Linked DNA regions of Homo sapiens: region 1 is linked to region 2. Evidence: read pairs that join two places in POLR2A ChIA-PET (ENCODE). Cell type or tissue: GM12878. All regions are shown on one strand.

What was found. Peaks named below come from ENCODE experiments on the same cell type or tissue, not always from the same donor. Only the 100,000 strongest peaks of a DNase experiment are listed, where the experiment ranks them.
Region 1: POLR2A ChIA-PET joins it to region 2 with 10 read pairs; 2 of 35 experiments call an interaction of 5 or more read pairs at or near these places.

What each region holds. Positions count from the first base shown.
Region 1 is chr10:58,151,176-58,159,175 of GRCh38, reverse strand. No RefSeq gene overlaps it. Among named protein-coding and RNA genes, the nearest start is that of IPMK, 110 kb to the left of the region's middle. In GM12878, a CTCF peak has its summit at 6,270; a DNase peak (open chromatin) is centred at 6,271.
Region 2 is chr10:58,369,434-58,377,433 of GRCh38, reverse strand. It overlaps UBE2D1 (ubiquitin conjugating enzyme E2 D1), which reads right to left. Exons shown (of 7, transcript NM_003338.5): 7 at 6,686-8,000. Among named protein-coding and RNA genes, the nearest start is that of TFAM, 12 kb to the left of the region's middle. In GM12878, no CTCF peak of the experiment used is centred here; a DNase peak (open chromatin) is centred at 4,193.

The DNA.
Region 1 (8,000 bases), 220 kb after region 2:
GCAGTCCAAAGGACACCGTTCACAAAGTTCTTGCCTGCTTTCAGGCAAGAGGCTCTAACTTTTTATTGGCTTTGGAGCTCCTTGTGCACCATTTCCTGATGGATGGTCAAATGAATCATGGGACCATGCAGATGTGTTTTGGCTCGATGCCAGGTGGTCTGAATTAGGAGATCTGGAGGAGCCAGTTGAGAAGCAGATATAGGAACCAGATGGGAATGAAATGCAGGATTCTCTTAGGTCATTTGGACTGGTATAACAAAATATCATAAATCAGGTGGCTTATAAACAACATTTCCCACAGCTCTGGAGCCTGGAAATTCCCAGATGAAAGTGCTAGCAGATTCAGTGTCTGATGAGGACCTGCTTTTTTGGTTCACAGATGGATTTTTCTTGCTGTATCACGATGAAAGGGGTGAGGGACCCTCTGGGGCCTTTTTAATAAGGGAACTAATCCCATTCATGAGGGCTCTGCCCTCATGACCTAATCACTTCCCAAAGGCCTCCAAATATTCTCACATGGGGAATTAGGTTTTAATATAGAAATTTGATAGGTGGGAGATGCACAGATTCAGATCACAGCAAGATCCATTTCGTGGCCTGTATAGGAAACTCCTTTTACATGCACCCAAGTCAAGACCATGGGAATTGCATGTAGAGGATATTAGGTTCATATTCATAAGGTAGATGCTTCTTTTCCAGACAATTGGAAGTTCACAGTGTGCTTGTAACCCTTCAAGTTCAGATAAACAAGAGTCAGAGGGCCAAGAGAGAAGGCTAGAAGACAGAGCAATTCAAGACTTCCAGTATGGAAGCAGGAGCTCACTGGAGAAGATTCTCTACTTCTGAGATCTGCTTGGTAGACAGCAATAACCAGACTCCAGAGGACAAACTATGCATGCTCAGGGGCCTTCCGCTGGCTTCCCCAGTTGGGGCAAATTATTTCTCTTCTTTTGGGTGGGAGGAATTGAGGAGAAGAGGAACAAATGGCTGTCAGATTCACTATTACTTAAGGTAAAATTGATGGTGGAAGTTTCTATTTCATGAACCAATACAGAACAAAGAGAAAGAGAGGGATTCCTCCTGTTTTCTGAAGCAGAGCATCTGAAACCTAGCTGGCCATCAAAATCCATGGGAGTTTAAAAAAATTACAAGTTCTTGGGCCTCACCAAAATCATACTCAGATTCAGATTTTCTAAGGTGGAGGCTGGGAGCCTGTGTTTTTGAAAATCTGACCTAGAAGTTCTGATGGTTAGTCAGGTGTGGGAACCATGACTTAAACTTGAGAACTTCATCTTCCTAAAGCTTTTTCAAGGGATTCACATGGCAGAAATACATTTTGTCTGCTGGAAGGAAATAGTCTAATCCATCCGAGTTTAAAACCACAGACAATGGTTAGACTGACTTTTAAATTAGATGGTCTTAAACTGCTTTACAAACTGTGCTTGCAGATGTTGAAATCAACATCTGGATGCATTATTACTGATATTGTTCAACCTAGTAGAAAGGAAATTCAATTATTGTACAGTGGTCATGTTGCATAACCAGAAGGAGTGTGGCGTGAGACAATAGTGAACACACATTGTTAGAATCATGGCAACCGTCCCAGGCTTGCGGATATCAGTAATGGTCGCCTAAGAATGGTTTTGTGGTTTAATTTCTCGTCATGGCACTGAGTCATGCTGTCAGCAGTATTTATACTACTGGGAAATAGCTAGGCATTATAAATGACTGTTTTGGAGACAAAAAGTGAAGTTGTTCAGTTTCTAATTTAAGTTTAAATGGCATTAGATTGCCATATACATACATACATATATATATATATATAAAATTTTTTTTTCTATTGGGCTAAGGACTCTACTACCGTCAAGGGAGAAATACAACATTATACACAGTGTAGAGGTTACAAGCCCAGATTTTAGAGCAAACTACAGACTGCCTGGGCTCAGTACTAGCTTAGCTACTGACTTCTGGGCTGCTGATCTATTGTCAAATTGGGTCATTTGTCCAATAATGTGCTCCCTATTTTGGGTTTGGCTTATTGATTCTTCAAGGTGTTGCTCGGCTTGTCCCTAGACCCCCAAGTTTTCTGTAATCTGGTAGTTAAATCTGTAGGCTTAACTTTTAGAAAAAAATTCTTCCTACTACCACATTCTTAAAGATTCAAACATAGTATTAGCACCTAAATTTATATCACTATTTTATAACAAGTTTGCATCATCTAGTTTGTAACTTGAACTCGGATGCACTAATTTACTGCACAGTTTGGTGATGGAAGGAGAAGTTCTCCTTACAAGATGGCATTTATTTGAAAGAAGAAAGATTTTTCTCATGGGATCTCTTACCAACTTATCTAAATGCTTATGTTAGGCAGGGGAAAAAGGCAGAGGAAAATTTTTATTATTATTATTATGCTTTAAGTTCTAGGGTACATGTGCACAATGTGCAGGTTTGTTACATAGGTATACATGTGCCATGGTGGTTTGCTGCATCCATCAACTCATCATTTAAATTAGGCATTTCTCCTGATGTTATCCCTCCCCCAGCCTCCTACCCCCAAAACAGGTCCCAGTGTGTCATGCTCCCCTCCCTGTGTCCATGTGTTCTCATTGTTCAACTCCCACTTATGAGTGAGAACATGTGGAGTTTGGTTTTCTGTCCTTGTGATATTTTGCTAAGAATGATGGTTTCCAGCTTCATCCATGTCCCTGCAAAGGACGTGAAATCATCCTTTCTTATGGCTGCATAGTATTCCATGGTGTGTATGTGCCACATTTTCTTTATCCAGTCTATTATTGATGGACATGTGGATTGGTTCCAAGTCTTTGCTATTGTGAATAGTGCCACAATAAACATACGTGTGCATGTGTCTTTATAGTAGCATGTTTTATAATCCTTTGGGTATATATCCAGTAATACGATTGCCAGGTCAAATGGTATTTCTAGTTGTAGATCCTTGAGGAATTGTAACACTCTTTTCCACAATGGTTGAACTAGTTTCCACCCCCTCCAACAGTGTAAAAGCATTCCTATTTCTCCACATCCTCTCCAGCACCTGTTGTTTCCTGACTTTTTAATGATCATCATTCTGATTGGTGTGAGATGGTATTTCATTGTGGTTTTGATTTGCATTTCTCTGATGACCAGTGATGATGAGCATTTTTTCATATGTCTGTTGGGTGCATAAATGTTTTCTTTTTAGAAGTGTCTGTTCATATCCTTTGCCCACTTTTTGATGGGGATGTTTGTTTTTTCTTGTAAAATTGTTTAAGTTCTTTGTAGATTCTGGATATTAGCCTTTTGTCAGGTGGATAGATTGCAAAAATTTTGTCCTATTTTATAGGTTGCCTGTTCACTCTGATGATAGTTTCTTTTGCCGTGCAGAAGCTCTTTAGTTTAATTAGATCCCATTTGTTTATTTTGGCTTTTGTTGCTGTTGCTTTTGGTGTTTTAGTCATGAAGTCTTTGCCCATGCCTGTGTCCTGGATGGTATTGCCTAGGTTTTCTTCTAGGATTTTTATGGTTTTAGGTCTTACATTTAAGTCTTTAATCCATCTTGAGTTAATTTTTTTATAAGGTGTAAGGAAGGGATCCAGTTTCAGCTTTCTATATATGGCTAGCCAGTTTAGACAGAGGAAAAGTTTAGCTGTGATAAAGACAAGACAACTGTAGAGTATAACATATTTTGGAGACAGGATCCACTAGCTTTGATCTGAACTTGGCCATGTTTTTAGGTGTTCTTTGGTAAATTGTTTAAGTTCTTAGAATATCAGATTCTTATCCTCAAAAATGGGAAAATTATACCTACCCTCTAGGGTGGTTTTTATGATTAAATAAAGCAGTGCACATAGAAACATCTACTACAGGGCTTGACATGGATTATGCCTTCAAATAGTGTTCATTTTTTCTTTGTTCTAGAAATATTACTTGAATACACAATTTAAGCCCAGCTGGGCATCAGATGTTGTGTTGAGGGTTAAAAGAAGTATAAGATAGTGCAGAGCACAGTGCCTGGCACAAAGTAGATTCTCAATAAATGTATTTTAATGTTGAGTTGGGGCCTGGCACAGTGGCTCAACCCTGTAATCCAAGCGCTTTAGGAGGCTGAGGGGAGCAGATCACTCGAGGTCAGGAGTTCAAGACCAGCCTGGCCAGCATGGCAAAAACCTGTCTCTACTATAAATACAAAAATTAGCCAGGAATAGTGGCACATGCCTGTAATCCCAGCTACTCGGGAGGCTGAGGCATGAGAATCGCTTGAGCTTGGGAGGCGGAGGTTGCAGTGAGCTGAGATCATGTCACTGCACTCCAGCCTGGATGATGGAGTGAGACTCTGTCTCAAAAAAAAAAAAAAAAAAAGAAATTGAGTTGGAAATATTTCTGCCCCAAATGAGCTTCAGTGCAATGGGAACACACACACACACACACACACACACACACACACACACACACGCACACCTCATTCTACCAACTGATGCTGACTATAAGGGCTGGAGGAATACCGTTGTGAGAGTCATCAGTGACAGCTAACATGATGAAGTTCTCATAAAGGAGATCAGATTAAAAACTGAGACTAGAAAAGTATGGTTAACATCTGGACAAGCAGGGAGCATTGGCAAGGGCACTCCAGATTTGAGGCATATAGCCGTGAAGGAGCAGAAGAATGTAAGCCAGCAAATTTTTCTAGTAAGTAGACATATGTGACTGATTAGAAAGGAAGATTCATGAAATGGAGCATCAGAAAAGCCTGAATGTCTTGATGGAGGTGAGATTGAGAAAAGCCTCAAATACCTCAGTAGGCAGTATGGATTTTATTCTAGACGACCAGAGAAATGCAAAAGCATGAATGTATCATGGTAAAGTAGGTATGTAGAAAAGTGTATTTAGAACATAATGGATTTGGAGGAAGCACTAATGGCCTGAAGGATATTACTTAAGAGGCTATTGTTAAAATCCTGCCCTGAGACAAAGAATCTTAGGTGACTTCTTGTTCATATGGATTTAGATCAGGAAAGTGCTGGTACCATATTATATCAACAAATAAGTCTAATGTTTGAAGCACATTGCTTTGGAGTTTTTAGTCTTTTTTTTCTAGTGCTTACAGCCAAGGTTGCTTGCGGTGCCAAGGATGAACAGAGAGCTGGAATTCCCCACATGTCTGGAAGACCTCTAGACCCCTCCAGTCTGATTGTGCAGGGTACTGGGAAGAGCAACAACTTTGGTGTGAGACAGCTAGTGCTATCTCTAAATGGGAGTAATGATGTAGATAAGCACAGGAGCTGGCCTGCTAGTTCCCTCTGTGGCCAAGTATGCAACTAGTGGAAGGGTCAGGTTTACACCACTTTCACAGTGGTGGCTGGATAAATTCCCATGGTGGCCATTTTTTGTTTGCTCCCAATGGGTCATAGATACTTTATGTTTAACCTTGGAGACTGCAAAGAGGGTATACTGCATTTTGGAGGTGAGACCATGAGGAAGAATGTGCTAGTTATCCCCATAGGCTCCTGTCTCTGAATCCTTTACCTGGTGATCCATCCGTAGACTTTTTCGCTATAACATGGTTCTTACTTTGGCTGGAGGAAAGGACATTATATTGCAAAGATACATCCGCATCATTGCTTCCACAAGACCTTTTACTCTTGCCTGTCCCAGCTATTCCTCAACAACTCCTTGTAAGTAAATTCAGGTTTAATTTCCAGCTGAGAAAAACTAGATGAGCGATTAAGTCTTGATCATCATCACCTGGGGAGACAGAGTTATTTAGTTCAGTGAGCTGTGAGCCTGAGGCGTTTTGTAGTGACATAACATTCTGACGTAAATTGTATTCTGTGAAATGTGAATTTCAGCACCAAAATATGGCAGTCCTCACTATTATCCTCTTTGAAATGTAAATTACCATCAGCCAATGAAGAGCAACATTTTTCAAGTTTATAAACATGCATGGAGTCACCACATATAGCTGCTTGCCCCAAGCGTGGGCTCTGTAAGCCTACGTACTTCTGGTTGCCAATTTTGTGGAGCCAATTTAATGAGAATGAGCATCAGGCACATGAATCACGATGTTTTGGATTGATTTTCATAGTATCCAGTAAGTGAGTAAGTAATGAGTGCAAATGTTTGCATTTCTATAGGTTTTGCATCAACATAATACCTCTTTGTATTACTGCCAAGCCTACCCCTACTCTCCTGAATTGACTTTAGCTATGGAAAGTAAAATTGAAATAGAGGAGCTGCTTCTCTTTGAATGCTGACAGAATTTTATGCTGGCTTTGAACGCTGGGTGGCAGACGTGCTCTTGTTAAGATTTGTTGAGCGAGTTTGGAATGACTTTGCTCTGACAGAGATGAGGAGCTCTCTTAATTAAATGAGTCTACCCCCCCACACAAGAGCCACACAGGATGTTCCCATCGAAATAGACATCTATTTTGCAATCCACAGGGAACATGTTTTTACATTATTGATGGCTTAGTAGGGGATGCTTTTTTGAAGCGTTTCAATTCATTTCAGTAATGGAGTGGAGTCACTAAGATCTCAACCTCTCATTCGTCAATGGTGAATATTAGGAGGAAAATGAAATCTGGATTTAAAATTCAGATATCACATTTGGTACTAAAAATCTTTGCCCAAGATTCATGGGGTCCTAGAAAAGGCTAACAGAGCAGACTGTGAGATGTAATTTTCTCTCATGATTGTGGCAAGATAAATGCTTAATTGCACATCATTGAACTTAAGATTTAGGTTGGTCCTCAGTAATCATCTAATGACTAGAACTTTTCAAGAAGAAATCAACCCTAGCTGTGGCTAAAACTCACCTGGGTGCTTTCAAAATCCACAGGTGCCTGGAGGTGGGTCACAGGCATGGGTGTTTTTCATTTGAAAAGCTGCACAGGTGATTCTGGAGTGAAAGTTCCTCCTTTGGAATAACATTTGTAATTTCTTAAGCTTAAAATAAACACATTCTCAAGATCTGCCTCATCAGGGTAACAGCCCACAATTATTACAAGAGCACAGAAGGGAAGTAGGTGCCCCAAACCTAGAAAGATGTCTGAGAATCCTCTCACTAGTTCCCCCTGTGTGTCTCTGAGGCTGAAGTGCAACAGTAATGTGAAGTGTCATTTGTTAACAGCCTTTGACTTTGTAGTACTGAATTGTTTATTATATTATCAAAAGCAATCAAGAAGGTACTGGGCATAAAGCACTAGGTTAATTGGAGTTGAGAAAGGTTTAGGAGCTTGCATCCAGGCCTGAGCATGCAGAGATACAGAAATTTAATGGTCATCCAGACTATAACAAAGAAGGAGAAAGATTCTGATTAGCAAATTTGGAGATTCCACAGAACAGACTTTATATAAATGTTATCAATTTTGCCACTCACTGCCTAGGCTCATGCTTAATATGGAGGAGTCAAATATGATGGTATAATTCTTCCCTGGGCAGAAGCAGAAAAGCTGAACACAGTGTTGTCAAAGCCATGTTGCAAACTCCGAGTGACGATGGAGATAATAAGGTCAAGTCCTGTGAGCAAGTGCACAGTACTCTTTGTGAAGGTCTTAGGGTTCAATGGAATGACTGCTGACTTATATCTCTAAGACAGCACAATGGTAGACTAAAATGTTCATTAGCTAAATGTATGAGAACACAATTGACTTGACTGTTGTTTTTCCTCTGGTCGATCTGTTAGTTTAGTGTTATATAAGCATATCCTGAATAGTCAGTCAATTTGAGTCAACTGTATCTAATATAGTCAGTTAAATGGAAAAAAAAATCAGTTGAACTTTTTATTTGGCATAAACATAACATAAAATACAAAACATTTTAACTGATTGCAGCTTTCAGTTTTAGCACTGGTATGGCATGGTTAGCCAGTCTAGGCTTTAAAATATCAAGAAAGATAACACTATTTTGTTCACTTTAAAGTGGGTAATTTTGTGTTAAGTGAATTTCACCTCAATAAAAAAACAAAATAAAATAACTAAATAGAGCAAAATTTCCACTTGGGGGAA
Region 2 (8,000 bases):
CAGTCAAAAGATCAAATATATATTTTTTATACTGGGGCCCTAAAGGGGAGAAATAGAATGGGGCAGAAGCAATATTCCATAAAATAATGGCTGAGATTTTCTAGAACTGATGAAAATATATCAACCCACAGATTCAAGAAGCTCTGTGAACCTCAAGCAGGATAAAGACAAAGAAAACTACACCTCGTAACACCGTCATAAAACTGCTAAAAATAAAAAAGATAATCTTAAAAGCAGTCAGAGAAAATAGGCATATTACTTTTAAAAAGGCAGTAAGACTAATAAGGCCAGGCGCGGTGGCTCACACCTGTAATCCCAGCACTTTGGGAGGCCAAGGCAGGTGGATCACGAGGTCAGGAGTTTGAGAACAGCCTGGCCAATATGGTGAAACCCCTTCTCTATTAAAAATACGAAAATTAGCCAGGTGTGGTGGCAGGCACCTGTAATCCCCAGCTACTCAGGCGGCTGAGGCAGAAGAATTGCTTGAACCCGGGAGGCAGAGGTTGCAGTGAGCCGATATCACACTACTACACTCCAGCCTGGGTAACAGAGCAAGACTCCGTCTCAAAAAAAAAAAAAAAAGACTAATAATAGCTGACCTTTCAATAAATTATGGAATCCAGAACACAATGGAATGACATCTTTAAATTGCTGAAAAGAAAATACCCATCCAGAATTCTATTCCCAGTAAAAATATCCTGTAAAAATGAAGGCAAAATAAAAACATTTCAGAAAAGCAAAACCAAGCGAGTATTTGTCACCAGAAGATGTACACTAAACAAAATTCTAAACGGAGTTGTTTAGTTAAAAGGTAAATGATCCCATATGGAAACAGGAAAGCAATGAATACTGGAAAAAGTAAAATCGGAGGTAGGTATAATGATACTGACATACAAAACATCAGTGTCTTGTGGAATTTCACATATATGTCAAATTAAAATACATGACAATAATAATACAGCAAAGGTGGGAAAGAGACAATGGAATCCAGGTGGTCTAAAGTTTTCACATTATAGGGAAAAATGGTACAAGCAATAATTCATATTAAACTATAATCAGAGATAGATCTTTTAATTTAGAGTAATCACATGCACAAAGAATGTCTAACAAGTTATCAGAGGGAAAGAAAATGATACTGTTATAAAAACTGAAAAACCCAAAAGAAGGAAAAAAGAAAGGTGAAAAAAATAAAACATGGTTAAGAAGAAAAAAAAACAAAAATGGGAACACAGTTGGTATAAACCCAACTATATCAGTAATTCCTTTAAATGCAAAAGAATGAAATTCTCTAATTGAAATACTAACATGGTCAGATTAGATAAAAACCAAATTAAATAGAACCCAACTTTGAAATGAGTACTGGAGACACACATTTAAAAAGGGACACAGAAAGATCAAAAATTAAAGAATAGAAAAAGATATACACTGCAAATACTAGCCAAAAGAAACCATACTAATATTAGATAAAGTGGAGTTTAAGGCAAAAGCATTAATACAGATAGAGACATTTCTTAATGTGATATCACAATTTTATGTGTGTGTGTAAGAGAGAGTATCCAAGAATATGATTTCAAAATATATAAGGCAAAAATAAAACAGACAATTTCACAATCATAATGGGAAACTTTTTAACGTATCTCCCTTAATGGCTGTGAGAACAAGCAAATAAAAATTATAAACACAATTAACAAACTTGATCTAATTAGCACATATAAACACTGAATCTAATAATAACAATCCATATTATTTTCAAATGTATATGATACATTTATCATAATTTCCATATGCTGGGCCATGAAGCAAGCTTCAGCAAATTTCAAAGAATTGAAACTATTCATATTATGTTTTCTGGCCATGGAGAAATTAAGCTAGAAATCAATAGCAAAAATTTAACTTAAAAAAAAAAAGCCCAATTGCCTGGAAATAAAACAATGTATCCTTATATATAACTCATAAGTGAATAAAAAAATCCAAACAAGAATTAGAAAATATTTTTAACTGAATGACAATGTAGATACGATATTTCGAAACTTGTAGGATGTAGCTAAAGTGGTACTTAGGGGTAAACATATAGTTTTAAATACATATATTAGAAAAGAAGGAAGGTTTTTAAAAATTATGTTTCAACCTCAAGAAGCTACAAAAAATGAATCAAAATCAAAAACTAAAGAAAACATAAATAATATAAATCAATGAAACAGAAAACAAATGTACAAAAGAAATTTTAAAAAATAAAATACTGATTCTCTGAAAGATTAATAAAGTTGATAGTCTTCTAGCAAGACTCACCAAGGAAAAAAATTGTGAGGAGATATGTATGACTGCAGATACATATTACCTTCAAAAAGACGAGGATATCATGAACAACTCTATGCCAAATAGATCAACGATTTAGATAAAATGCAGAAATTCCTTGAAAAACACAAAACTGAGTAATAAAAATATATCTAGTCCATATATAAGATATAATTTATTATTAAAATCTTCCCATAACCACCACCACAACAAAAAAACTCTAGACATGATGCCTTCAGAATATTCTTCAAAGTATTTAAGGAAAAAATAGCACAAATCTTCTACAAACTCTTCCAGAGAACAAAGGAAATGTTTCTTCACTGTTTTTATGAGCCCAGCATAACCTGAGGTATGAAATTGACAACAATATTCAATAAAGGAAATTATGGACCAACTCGTCCCATGAACACAGTTGCAAAAATCCTCAAAAAAATTTGCAGATAGAATCTAGTGGTTTGTAAGGAAGATAAATACATCTCAAAGTGGGTTTCTATCCAGAAATGTAAGGATAATTTAACAGGTGAACATCAGTTAGTGTAGTTCATCACACTACATTAATCAAAGAAAAGGATAAAAATCACAATAATCTTGATAAATGAAGAAAAAGCATTAAATTCAACTTGTAACTCAATAGTAATAAAAATGCTTTAAGAACTAGGAATAGAAAACTTCCTTGATATGAAAGGAACACCATTGTTAATACTGACATGTAAGAGCTTTCCCTTGGAAATCAAGAAAGGATGTTTGCTATTACTATTTCTATTCAGCATGATATTGGAGCTCAGGCTAATGCAACAAAGGGCAAAAAAAAGAAATGTGGCATAAAGATTTGAATAAAATCATCTCTATCTGCAGCTGACATGATTATAAGTAAGTATAGAAAACTAAAACTTTAGAATTGTACAAACTTTTAAAAAGTAAATTTAGCAAGGTTGCAGGATATAAGATGAATATAAATTGCTTTTCTATAAATAATATATAAATATGAAATGAAATGAAAAATAATTTTATAATAGGTTTTAAAAACTTGATACATAGGAATGAATCCAGTGAAAAACGTGCAAGACCTCTACACAGAGAATTACAAAACAATTAAAACAATTACCCTATAAAACAATGACAATTAGAAATTAAAGACCACCTAAGTACATTGAGTGATTCATGTACATTGGAAAGACTAGTCAGTAAGACATATTAGTGACCCCAAATTGTTTCCCAAGGAAAAGTAAGGGTCTATGTCCACTTTCCTTGAATTTGAGTGAGCTTGTGACTGTTTCATCCAATGAACTACACAATCTCTGACTTCAAAAGCTAGATCACTTAAAAAGGCAGCTTACTCCTCATTCTCTTGGAACACTTATCTCCAACTGCTCCCTCTTGGAAGTGGGCAGCCATCTTGTGCAAAGATCAAACCACATAGAAAGGCCATTAATAAGTGACCTAGAATATAATACCTGTCCTGGTGCCAACGTATGAGTGGAGAAACCTCCAAATGCTTCCAGCCTCAAGCCATCTGAGTCATCCTGAGCCAAGAACCTAAGTACAGGGGAGTAGACAAGCTATCCCTCCCGTGCCTCAGCCCAATTCTTGACCCAACAGAATCCATGCGCATAAAGAAATGGTTGTTCTTTGACACTACTTAGCTTGGGGTGGTTTGTTGTTCAGCAGTAGATAACCAGAACAAAAAATGTCAACTTTACCAAAATTGCTCTACAGATTCAATAAATCCCAATTAAATCTCAGGACAAATGGCAAATCTTACCCTAAAATACATACGGAATTACAAGGGGCCTGAATAGTCAAAACAGTACTGTGAAAGAACAGAGTTGGAGGGCACACACTTCCCCATTTCAAAAGCTACTACAAAGTTACAGTAAGCAAAACAGTGTCATACTGGGATAAGGCATATTGATTGATGGAATGGAACTGAGAGACCAGAAATAAACCTCTATGGTCAGTTGGTTTCCAACAAGGGTACTAAGGCCATTCAAAGGGAAAGAATAGTTTTTTTAACAAATTATACAGGCCTGATCTTTAGAATGGCCTGTTTACAAGGTTTGCCCTTGGCTGACATCTAGAAACCTGGCTTCTGAAACCATCCCTGAGTGATAAGATGTGCTTGCTGTGCTAGCCTGACTAGACTTCTTAAATAAACAATGTGATTTATGGTGAACACCTGCTTTCCTTCTAGAAGACTAGAATTTTGGAAAACAAAGGATGCTTATGTGATTAGCCCCCAATAAAAACCCTGGACTTTGCGTTTCACACTAGCATCCTAGGGCAGAAACACTATGCCCATGCTACTACTAGAGGAAGGCTTCACTCTTGTGGCCCCTTCAGGGAGAGCACAGGGAGCCTGCACGTGGATTCCTCCAGACTGCCTGGTCTGTCTTTCCCCCTTACTGCCCCCACTGTGTATCCTTGCCAGGTGGCTGTAATAAATCTTAACTGTTGAGTATGATGGTATGTTGGGTCCTGTGCATTCTTCTATCCACACGTTGAATGTGTGGGACTGCCAAAACAAGTGTACCAAAAGTGCTAACACAAGTGGTATCACAACTGTTCCCACAATATGTATATTAAGAGTTTATACTGAAATATTTCATATGCAATTCATGGTGATCTTTTGCACTCAAGAGATCTTAACAGTTTTTCCTGCCAAGTAAATTATATGAGGAAAGCAGAGTTCAGACCTTCAGCATATGCCAGTATAATAAAAGCAACCTCCTCTGAGAGAAGAAAGGCACATCTCTCCCTCGACAACAGTAGGACCTAAGAGAGTGCTAACCAAGTTTTTAGAGAAATGTTTCTTATTACATAAAATGCCCCCCAATACTAATACTCTCAGGTGAATTTTCTCTCTTCCTATTAGTTCAGTTCATTTACAATTTAAAGCCACATTCTTATATAACAGGATAATGGGAGCAGAATTGTAAATGTAACAAAATACAAATAAGGATATAACATCTATTAGGCTGTCACCAGGACACTATCAGCCGTCTACAAATTTTCAGTTATCACCACTACTGAAAAAAACTAGGGAAAACATATTAATTACACAGTTTAAGAAGAGCTTACAGACACATTACTCAGTTCAAAAACAGAGAGAGTAGAAATGACTAGTTATCTACCTATAAGAACTTTTGTAAGTGAAATTAGATGAGACTCTACCTGCTGCCCTATTTGTGCAACACAACCATCAGAATAAAAGAGAAGCATTATAAGACCTTTCATAAATAATCTGCATTACATTTTACAGCTATTAAATTGTGATTAAGCCTCTGCTTTAAAGAAAAAAAAATTGTGAAAATCCTACTTTACAGCTGAAAAGTGATAAAACTAATTTTTTAAAAATCAGATTTTTTATTGTAGTAATAATCACTTAAAAGACTGAAACAAACAAAGATAAACAGTACTTTCAACAATCTGAATACAATGAAGCTCTGTTTTTATGGCCATGGCTAAAGCACTGATCACATTTTTCATGGCTGGTCCTAAGAAGATAGAGTAACAGGACTGATGATTCTACTGCAGAGCTCAAATTTTAAAGCATTATCAACTGGGCTGGGCTTTTGTACAGTTCAAAATGACTACCAATAAACAGACATGATATAGTTTCATGACCAATAATTTCTTTTAATTTGGGAGGAAAATTAATTTCCTTAATCTCTCCATTTAAAAAATACAGAACTGTGGGAGAGCAGGATCTTGACAAACATCAATGACTGAATCATTAGATAGATCACTGTGATAAATAAGAAAAATTTAAAACTGCAATGTATTATTTTTTTCTTATGAAAAGTAACTTTTGAACGTTAACTCTTAGAGTTGTCCTTGATATGCAGTTCATTTATAATTTTTAATTTTCCCTATCAGCGTTTAAAAGGGGTGAAACAGGGAAATAATGCAAAAATTAATAAATAAGGTTGACGGAGGCATATATGTAAAGCTTGTACTTCAGGAATTGTACGCTTTTGAGATAGTTGGAGGATGGTGGTGAGGCTGCCCCTTACAACCCATGTCACTGATGTGGGTAACTGCTGTATATGGCAGTTATAAGCGTTCAGAATCCAATTTGAACATGGTTTTCAACTATGCAACTTCAAGAAGTGGGATCCTAAATCCCCAAAAGACTACCTATTTCTCTCACTCCAAGGAAGTCCTTAAATTAATGCTTAATCCACAAAAGGCCCTGACTTTTATTCTACAGTTTTAAAAGGTAACTGATGTTCTCCTTGTTAGAGTTAAGCAAAAATAATATACCCAAAATGGTGTTCTGACCGATCATGACGCCACTATGGAACTCAAGGTTTTTAGCTAATTATGAGAACTTCTGCTTACTCCTCAAGTCCAGTACAATCCAGATGTAAGCAAAGGCAAACAAGTTAGGCAAGTTTCAAAAACTTTAATAAAGAAAAAAAAGAAGACACTTCCAAAAATAAATGCCACACAAATGAAAGTTGTTTTTTTTTTTTGTTTAAAGTGAAGATATTCAAGAAACAAAACCCTTTACTATCAAAATATACTAAATATTTAAATCTAGTGATGTTGAGTGTTCAAATTCAGGGCAAATGTAGCTTATAATAATATAGCTAAGTAGAATTTTTCATGATATGGCTGTTTTAAGACATCATTTTATAGATTTACTTTTTAAGCCTATATTTTCTTAAACATCCATTTCACAATTCATTTAATTATTTTACATTCATTTATAAAAACACATATTTTCTAACAATAGGTTATTTTGTGCTTTAATAATAATGAACCATGACAAAATACTCAAGTGATTTAAATGCTTTGCTAATGACTACACCCATCACATATTCTTACATACTTCTACAGCTACTGCAATAATCAGAAGGGCTACAACTGTTCTTAAAAATGACACTCACTCAAGGTTGACAAGCATGCTAAACATTAAAGAGATGTATTTTTCCCCAAGTTAAAACATTAAAACTTTCTAGTTTTCTTTAAAATCTATAAAGATAACCTGCTTATTTAAATCACTTTTCGATGGCAACTTATAAAAACAGAGGGAGGCATAATTTTAGAACTTCCTTTGTAACTTCTATAGTAAAAAAAAAAAAAAAGTTTTTCAAATTGTGATGGCATTAAATTCCATTTTAGAAATTCTAGATTTTAAAATGTTAAGAAATGTAATGTCAATTACATCAGGGTGGGGGCATTTTAATGAATTAATCTAGTGACTGTGCAGGTCTATAAAGACCTTTCTTTTGGATGGGTGATACTGCCTTATACTCATTTCAGTACTTTTAACAAATAATCCATTTAGATATAATCCAAGACAAACCCCAAATTACTCTAAATTCTCCTCTACAGCAAGGGATCAACATATATTATCTTATAGACTGACAATTTAGTAAAGAGATACTAACCTAAAACAATAAAATTTATATAACTAATGGTGACTAATGGCAAACAAAATAGATCTGATTTTCACAATTTGGATGTAATTTTCATGCAAAATTTTAGAGTTTTGATCCTTACTTATATTTTTATTTTTTTAAGTAATCAAGACAAATAGTAGAAAAAGCATTTTATTTATATGGAAAAAGCTACAGTAAGATCTGTAAAAGGTGTCAATATAATATTGCCTATACAGGAAAAAATTCAAATGTGAATAGCAACAAATAAAAGTTACACATCTTCCTACTTAGCAGTGCAATTAATTCACATTGCAATAA